3 separate regions of the Homo sapiens genome follow, and all the other regions are linked to region 2. The links are chromatin contacts, found by Hi-C or POLR2A ChIA-PET in ENCODE. All regions are on one chromosome and are shown on one strand. Each heading gives the region's core, a stretch centred on a gene start or an enhancer-like site at or near the end of the contact. The rest is flanking DNA. Distances are from core to core; before and after follow the strand shown. Region 1 overlaps DIP2C (disco interacting protein 2 homolog C). Region 2 overlaps DIP2C (disco interacting protein 2 homolog C). Region 3 overlaps DIP2C (disco interacting protein 2 homolog C).

Region 1 (2,700 bases), core at 156-2,655, 96 kb before region 2:
ACTAAATAACAATAAATAATGTTTTTTATTAAGCAAAAAGCTCAGGTGAATGTATGAATCCTAGTGCAGGCTTTATGTTTACCCTGGCACCTTATTTAAAAGATCTTTATGGAATTTAAGCTGCCGATGCTTGCACTGGAAATGTGGCAGGGGCTTGTGAGAATGAGGGGGTGATGGGCACAGCAGGTGCAGGTGGAGCCATGGCAGAGCACGGGTGGCCAAGGCGGCAGGGCCAGGTTGGGAAGGACTTGGAGGCCCTGTGGGGAGTTTGGTCACAGCCCAAACAGCAGGGAGAAGCCTCCAACGCAGTTTGGGGAGAGAGGCTCACCACGTTTGCATTCTTGCAGCGACCCTTCTGTCTGCTGTCTGGGGTATGCCTGGGGCAAGGAGCCTCAGCCCCAGAGCTGGAGTGTCTCCGACACGGGGGCCCGCGGCGTCTGGGGTCCCTAGATGGTGGTTGACATCAGAGCAGAGCAACAACTGGGTTCTCAGGGGTCAGGATTTTGAGATTCCTCTTAGCCCCTGTTTTCTGGGGTCGGGATTTTGAGATTCCTCTTGCCCCTGTTTTCTGGGGTCGGGATTTTGAGATTCCTCCTAGCCCCTGTTTTCTGGGGTCAGGATTCTGAGCTTCTTCCTAGCCCCTGGTTTTCTGTGGTCCATCTTCTTTGCCTCCCTCCCCTGACGGGGCGATACCTGTGGCCCTGCAGGGTGCACAGCAGGTCTGTGTTCATGAGTCCTCCCATCAACTTGGACGTCTCTCATGAATTGAATGTGAAATAGATACTGAATGAATGCTTGTTGAACTTTTTTTAAAGATTTTCTTGTGTCCTTAGTGCTTTGAGACCTTCACATCCTGTGTGTTTGATCTCTCCATCTGCGGCAGCAAGTAGATAGGTGCTATCTCCAATATTTTATCCATGAGAAAAATGCGACCCACACTAGTTAGCTGGCCCATGGGGGACCCTGCTGTGCTCAGCTTGCTGGGGTGAGAGGACATCCCAGGTCCTCCTGCCCCTGTCCCCAGTGCAGGCGAGGGGTACACACAGGAGCTGTCACCGGTCTGCAGCGCCTGCTGGAGAACGAAGAAGCCTATCGGAGATTTAAAAACGAGGCTGCGGCCTTGCCTTCCGGGGCCTCCTGGCTCCTTATAAAGCAATAGGCTCAGAGCAGCAGCACCAGGGCTCCTGACAGCCGTAGAATTCCCAACATGGAAACGATTGCTTTGTTATATAAACTATTAATTCCAGCATTAAATAGTCTCCTGACACTGCACATGGAAACCGCCACTGCCGAGTGGGTCTGTGTGCTTGGAGCTGAGCCACGCTGTGGAAGCAGCTCTGTGGCCCGTTTCTTTCATCCCCTAGGGTCACGCGGCTCCCAAGTGTCCGTGTCTTGAGCCTGACGTTCACAGCACTGGCTCTGCACTGGTTCCAGTTGGGCCAGATTGGCTGGTGCGTGCCTGAGGCCGAGAGGAAGCCACAAGGGCCGGGTGTCTGTCTGTTCTGTCATCTTAACCCTGCGTTTGCCAGGCAGACCTTTCCCTGCTTTTGTAAGATTGGGTTTTGCCCTGAAACTCTGGATTGCAACATAAGTGAGAAAAAGAATTGTTCCCTTCAGGGAGGGAAAGAAGCATCATCCCTCAGTCTCATTCGACCTTCTGCTGGTGACTTTGCCTCACTGGGGTTTTCACTTCCAAAGTAGGACTTGTGTGTAAATCTCTCCTCTTTGTGATTTTAATTTCTGCTTCTGAAATTTTAATTCTTACGGAAAGTCTCTGAGAATAACATAAGTGGCGTTTTTTTAATGAAGTAGAAAATGTTTCTAAAGAGATCACTTATTTTTCTCACTGAGGTTACAATTACTGCATTTACTTTTCTGTCATAAAGTGAAAAGGAAATTAAATAAATGGGTACCTTGATGTGGAAGCAGGAAAATATGCTGTTTGGAATTTTACGTGGAAAGCGCTCTGGCAGGGGCTCCTGTGGTTCACATTCTCTGACAGCAGCCTTGAGGGTGTGCCTTAGACCCAGCCTCCCGGAGGGCCTCCCCGGAGACGGGAGTTGACTTTCGAAATAGCCTTGGATGACGTTCCCATCGCTTCCAGGTTTGGGGAAATATGAACAAGCAGGCTGTGAGCAGTGGATACGCCTAGCGGGATAACAGACACGTGATGGCCCCAGCTTAGAAACGTGGGGAAGGATGTGCCCTCTTTCGGAGCATTTGCGCCTTTAGTTTACGTAGCTGCATGCTGATGACCACATGCCCTGATGGACGCAAGGTGAGAGGGAGAGAAGAGAGGCAGGAATTAATTGATCATTCAGCCTGAACCAATGTGAAATGGAGGAAGCCCCAGGCACCGTCAGAGCCACCGTGTCCCTGGTGTGAAATGGAGGAAGGCTCGGGCACTGTCAGAGCCACCGTGTCCCTGGTGTGAAATGGAGGAAGGACCAGGCACCGTCAGAGCCACCATGTCCCTGGTGTGAAATGGAGGAAGCCCCGGGCACTGTCAGAGCCACCGTGTCCCTAGTGTGAAGGTGGAGGAAGCCCCAGGCACCGTCAGAGCCACCGTGTCCCTGGTGTGAAATGGAGGAAGGCTCGGGCACTGTCAGAGCCACCGTGTCCCTGGTGTGAAATGGAGGAAGGACCAGGCACCGTCAGAGCCACCATGTCCCTGGTGTGAAATGGAGGAAGCCCCGGGCA
Region 2 (2,700 bases), core at 134-2,633:
GAGCATGTTGGAGTGCTGCTCTCAGGTTGGCAGAAATGCCATCCTATTATCTCAAATCCTAGGCATAGCTCCAAATACCAAGGTGGCATTTATTTCAGCCATGAAACGTTTCACTGTAACACATTTAAGATGCTTTGAAATAATGAATTAAGTACCTTTGAATGGTAGTAGAGACATAAACCGTACGTTTTGAACAAATCAGAAATCTTTCCAAGGCCACGTGGCTGGGAAGCTGTGGCAGTGATGATGGAGGAAGAGGACAGTTTTCCTCTCCCACAGGAGGACCCAACAGTCCCCCTCAGCTGAGAGCCCCTTGTACCCGAGTAGAGGCTGCACGTTCACTGTGCACAGGGCAGGGTCCACATGGGGATGAGGGGCATCTCGGGGGGACTCTCTGTGGTCCGAGGGCAGGGAGCATAGCAGGAGAACAGTGTGGGGACATTTCAGGAGGCCAGGACTTCTCACGCTGGGAGGTCCCTGGGGACTTACGTGTCAGTGACTGTAACCTGTGCATGTGATGAGGACACGGGGACAGGAAAGATCCCCTGCCTGTCCCTCACCTCCAGGACATAGGGAGGGGCCCTCTGTGGCTATGGTTTTATCACCAAGCACCAAAACCCCTCTCAGAAGAAAGGGCTGACATTCCTGTCTTGCCCTCTCTGTGCCAATATAACCCTGAGGTGACTTTGCCTACAGATGCCTCAGGCTTTGCAGAAAGCTGTGGAGAACGCACAGACCTTAACAAGGCATTTAGAAACCTTTACTGTGCCAACCAGTGGTCATGGGATAGAATGCTAGGGAAGCCACAAGTGATTTCACAGGTGAAGTACAGAGACCCTCCCCTGAGGCCGAGCCTCTCAGGTCTAAAGACACCGTGACTTGATTTTACTTTTTAAATATTATTTTAACTGACAAGTTATAATTATATACATTTATGGGGTAGAGTGTGATGTTCTGATATATGCATACGACGTGGAATGTTTATCAAACTGATTAACATATCTGTCACCTTGCTTACCTCTCATTTTTTATGGTAAGACATTTGGAATATACTCTTGGTTATTTTGAAATGTAGATTACATTTTCATTTATTATAGTTACCCTGCTCTGCAATAGATCTCAAAACCTCTTCCTCCAATCTGAGGCTTTGTCTCTTCTGACCAACATCTCCCCATGTCCTCCCTCCCCCCCATCTCCTCCCTCCCCCAACTCCTCCCTCCCCCCAACTCCTCCCTCCCCCCCAGCCCTCGTGGTCACCATTCTATTCACTGCTAAATGCCACGTGTAAATGAGCTCATGTAGCCTTGGTCTTTCTGTGCCTGGCTTATTTCCGGCAGCCTAATGTCCTGGTTCAGCATACGGCAGGCTTCCCTCCTCACTGACGGCTGAATAGTGCCCACTGTGTGGCACAGTGTCCTTCCTGTTCAGCATACGGTCACCTTCCCTCCTGTCTGAAGGCTGAATAGCGCCCACTGTGTGAGGTAATGTCCTTCGGTTCAGCACAGAGCAGGCTTCCCTCCTCCCTGAAGGCTGAATAGCGCCCACTGTGTGGCCTAGCGTCCTTCCTGTTCAGCATGTGGCAGGCTTCCCTCCTCCCTGAAGGCTGAATAGCGCCCACTGTGTGGCCTAGCGTCCTTCCGGTTCAGCATGTGGCAGGCTTCCCTCCTCCCTGAAGGCTGAATAGCGCCCACTGTGTGGCATAATGTCCTTCCTGTTCAGCATACGGTCACCTTCCCTCCTGTCTGAAGGCTGAATAGCGCCCACTATGTGACGTAATGTCCTTTGGTTCAGCACAGAGCAGGCTTCCCTCCTCCCTGAAGGCTGAATAGCGCCCACTGTGTGGCATAATGTCCTTCCGGTTCAGCACACGGCAGACTTCCCTCCTCGCTGAAGGCTGAATAGCACCCACTGTGTGATGTAATGTCCTCCTGGTTCAGCACACGGCAGGGTTCCCTCCTCGCTGAAGGCTGAATAGCACCCACTGTGTGCCATAATGTCCTTCCAGTTCAGCACAGAGCAGGCTTCCCTCCTCCCTGAAGGCTGAATAGCGCCCACTGTGTGACGTAATGTCCTTCCGGTTCAGCACAGGCCCGGCTTCCCTCCTCGCTGAAGGCTGAATAGCGCCCAGTGTGCCGGCTCTGCCTGCTCTGCATCCATTCGTGGGTCTTTGGGCACTGTGGTTGATTTGTCTTCTTGACCCTTGTGGATAACACTCCAGTGAATGTAGGGATGCCGATAATCTGGATTCCTGATCAATTTCAGTTCCTTTGGCCCAATACCCAGTAGCAAGATTGCTGGATCATATGGTAGTTCTATATTTAGGTTTTTGAGAAATCTCCATACCATTTTCCATAATGGCTGTGCTAATTTGCATTCCCACCAATAGCGTGCAAGGGTTTTCTTTTCTCTGCATCCTCATCAACGGGTATTTTTCCTCTTTTTGATAAACACGTTGTAACCAGTGCAAGAAATGTGAGGTGATGTCTCCTTGTGGGTTGTTTTTTTTTTTTTTCCTTTTCCTTTTTCTTTTTCTTTTTTTTTCTTTTTTTTTTTTTTTTTTGAGACGGAGTCTCGCTCTGTCACCCAGGCTGGAGTGCAGTGACGCAATCTCTGCTCACTGCAACCTCCGCTTCCCGGGTTCAAGCTATTCTCCTGCCTCAGCCTCCTGAGTAGCTGGGATTACAGGCGCGTACCATGGCA
Region 3 (2,700 bases), core at 69-2,568, 75 kb before region 2:
AAACTCAGGCTGTGATTAATGTTTGAATTATTCTGAGAGAGTTTTTCCAACATGTAGGTTAAAGTTGCTTCTTTAAAAGAAAATTACCTGTGAATTCTTTTGTAGTTCCCAGGGCACCGGTGAGGGTAGGGGCGATCGCTGGTGATGGACCCGATTCGTGAATCCCTTTGTTTTGCAAATGCCCTTCACTGGCATCCTCACATTGTTCTCACATGGAGCTTTCATGATAAGCAGGTGAAGTCGTGACTGTTGTCTTCTGTGTCAGAAGAAAAAAGTGAGGCTAAGGGATGACGGAACTCACCTGGTGTTCGAGGAAAGCCTGTGAGTCTCGGAACTCACCTGGTGGTCGAGGAAGCCTGTGAGTGTCAGTCGTGCTGTAATGAATCTCTCTGTCCATGCAGGCTCATGTGATTAGCTGCTTCTGCATCCTCAGTTGCCGTCTGCCTGGCCTCCTGGCTCTGCTCCTCTTTCTGGAGAGGAGATTTTATGGCCTCAGAGAGTGTCACCCATGCAAAAGAGGACACACCTGAGAGCCTGAATGAAAAGCTGGTGCCACCTCCTGGGCGCCCCTGCTGCCTTCTCCAAGGAGGCTGTGACCCAGGAAAATGTGTGCGGATGGAATGAAGGAGAATTTGTTCCCAAATCCACCCTCTGTTGTTTCACACCTGTCTTAAGCCCCGACACATATTGAGACCTTCTCTTACTCATGTGGGTGTCTCGGAGGCCCCTGTCGAGTTCAGGAGTGTGGAGGCACCTGCGTACTGTCAGCCTGTGACCAACGCTTCCCTCACTGTGTGTCAGTGCTGCCATGCAGACACCCTGTCTGTGAACACACAACACACCCAGACATGCACGCAGGCTGAGTTCACATGGCTTCAGTTCTCACAGAGGCCAGTGGGGGTCTATCTTCCATTTTATAGATGAGGAAACTGAAGTTCAGGGAGGCTGTCCAATGGCTGACGATCACACGGGGTCGCTCCTCGCAGGAGGATGCAAGCCCATCTTTGGCCGGCCATCTTACCACACAGGAGATCCGCGTCAGTCGCCACTGCGTGTTTCCTACATTCTCTCTCTCTCCACGATGCTGCAGGGGTGTTGATAAACCCTGTGTTTACCTTCGGATCATGCCATCTTCACAATCCCAGCTACTCCACGAGATAAGCATGGCGGGTTGTGGTTGTCTCACGGTCTTCTCTCTTGATAAAAGCCTGAGAGAGGTGGGTGTAGTAGGAGATGGTTATCTCTTGGCTTGGGGTGCGTTTTCTGTTCATCCGTGCACCTTACCTCACCTCTTCAAAGGCAGGAAGGTGTGGAAGAGAGAGGCACATGGCAGAGGGGGTGGCTGAGAGTGGCAGGATGGGTGGAGGAGACCGACACTTCAGCTCAGAGTCTGCAGGCTCTGCTCTGGAGGGGAAGCTAGACCCAACGTGAGAAGCACGGTTCATTTCTCCTGTTTTTGTAAAATTGTGAAATATGGCGCCTCTTCACACACAATCTCTCCCGTTCCCCATCCTGACTCATGTCTCCATCGCCATTATAACCACATGATACTCTGTCTATCTGCATGTCTGTGTATTCGTTATTTACCTACCTGTCAATCATCCATCCATTTATCAACCTCTCTGCATCTGTCTACATATTCGCCAATCATCTACTTACCTATCAAGCATCCATTTACGTCCACCATCCGTCCATCTATCAAACATTTCATCCATTTACCCCACTACTCAGCCATTCTTCCACCATCCACCTCCCCACCTCTCACTTTCTTCCATAAGAATACGAGGTCCACACAGGCCAGGATCTCTGTTCTGTTCATTCGTGTAGGCCAAGCACCTGAAATACTGCCTGGCTTCTATATTTTGAAGGAAGATGAGGGAGTGTGACACATTTGGGGAACGGCAAGAAGTTAGGTAGGAGCGGCTGGGTTATAGCATCTTGTGCATCACGCTCGGGAATTTGGACTTGATCCTGAAGATGATGGGATCCACTAGAATATTTTAGGTGAAGGGACAGTGGGGGCCAGTCAGGGTTTGAAGATCACTTTAGCAGCAGCATGGAGCATGGGCTGAAAGTGGGGGAGTCCAAACAACCCTGAATGCCTGAAACTGATGTGTACTTAAGAGATATCTGTCAGGGCTGGGTGCTGTGGCTCATGCCTGTAGTCCCAGCACTTTGGGAGGCCGAGGCGGGCAGATCACTTGAGTTCAGGAGTTCAAGACCAGTGTGGCCAACATGGCGAAACCCCATCTCTATGAAAAATACAAAAATTAGCCAGGCATGGTGGTGCATGCCTGTAATCCCAGCTATTCCAGAGGCTGAGGTGGGAGAATCTCTTGAACCCGGGAGGTGGAGGTTGCCGTGACCTGAGATCATACCACTGCACTCCAGCCTCGGCGACAGAGTGAGACTGTGTCTCAAAAAAAAAAAAAAAAAAATCAGTACCAGTGAGATTTGAGAAATGCTCAAAAGATAATAGCAATAGGACCTGAAGGTTGGGTTAATATGGAGGAACATGAGAGGAAATCAGGGTGACCTTGATGTCCTAGTTATGCACCTGCACAGAGGATAGTCTCCGATTCTGCACCCAGAGTGACTCCGAGATGTCCAGCTTATGCACCTGCACAGATAATGGTCTCCAATTCTGCTCCCAGGGTGAATCCGAGATGTCCTAGTTATGCACCTGCACAGATGATGGTC

The links. Hi-C counts contacts between places; a loop is a spot of excess contacts on that map. ChIA-PET counts read pairs that join two places held with the same protein, here RNA polymerase II (POLR2A). Pooled maps may share reads with other maps.
Region 1: a loop to region 2 is called in a map of posterior cingulate gyrus, with 2.2 times the contacts of the local background. The contact joins two enhancer-like sites. A Hi-C loop is called at or near these places in 2 of 168 maps with a recorded cell type or tissue (dorsolateral prefrontal cortex and posterior cingulate gyrus) and 1 of 50 pooled maps. POLR2A ChIA-PET finds 5 or more read pairs at or near these places in 2 of 52 experiments (activated CD4-positive, alpha-beta T cell and activated CD8-positive, alpha-beta memory T cell).
Region 3: a loop to region 2 is called in a map of naive thymus-derived CD4-positive, alpha-beta T cell, with 3 times the contacts of the local background. The contact joins two enhancer-like sites. A Hi-C loop is called at or near these places in 2 of 168 maps with a recorded cell type or tissue (CD4-positive, alpha-beta memory T cell and naive thymus-derived CD4-positive, alpha-beta T cell) and 3 of 50 pooled maps. POLR2A ChIA-PET finds 5 or more read pairs at or near these places in 3 of 52 experiments (PC-3, PC-9 and activated CD4-positive, alpha-beta T cell).

What each region holds. Positions count from the first base shown.
Region 1 is chr10:489,861-492,560 of GRCh38, reverse strand. All of the region lies in intron 1 of DIP2C (disco interacting protein 2 homolog C), which reads left to right. Among named protein-coding and RNA genes, the nearest start is that of DIP2C-AS2, 140 kb to the left of the region's middle. RefSeq lists an enhancer at 831-1,358. Within about 2 kb of position 1,405, at least 12 of the 41 ENCODE cell types and tissues checked have a DNase peak (open chromatin) inside an H3K27ac peak, as active enhancers do; they include dorsolateral prefrontal cortex, where a contact is called at or near this core.
Region 2 is chr10:393,639-396,338 of GRCh38, reverse strand. The region is part of intron 10 of DIP2C (disco interacting protein 2 homolog C); the gene reads left to right. Among named protein-coding and RNA genes, the nearest start is that of DIP2C-AS2, 230 kb to the left of the region's middle. Within about 2 kb of position 1,383, at least 11 of the 41 ENCODE cell types and tissues checked have a DNase peak (open chromatin) inside an H3K27ac peak, as active enhancers do; they include dorsolateral prefrontal cortex, where a contact is called at or near this core.
Region 3 is chr10:469,054-471,753 of GRCh38, reverse strand. All of the region lies in intron 3 of DIP2C (disco interacting protein 2 homolog C), which reads left to right. Among named protein-coding and RNA genes, the nearest start is that of DIP2C-AS2, 160 kb to the left of the region's middle. RefSeq lists an enhancer at 831-1,346. Within about 2 kb of position 1,318, at least 3 of the 41 ENCODE cell types and tissues checked have a DNase peak (open chromatin) inside an H3K27ac peak, as active enhancers do.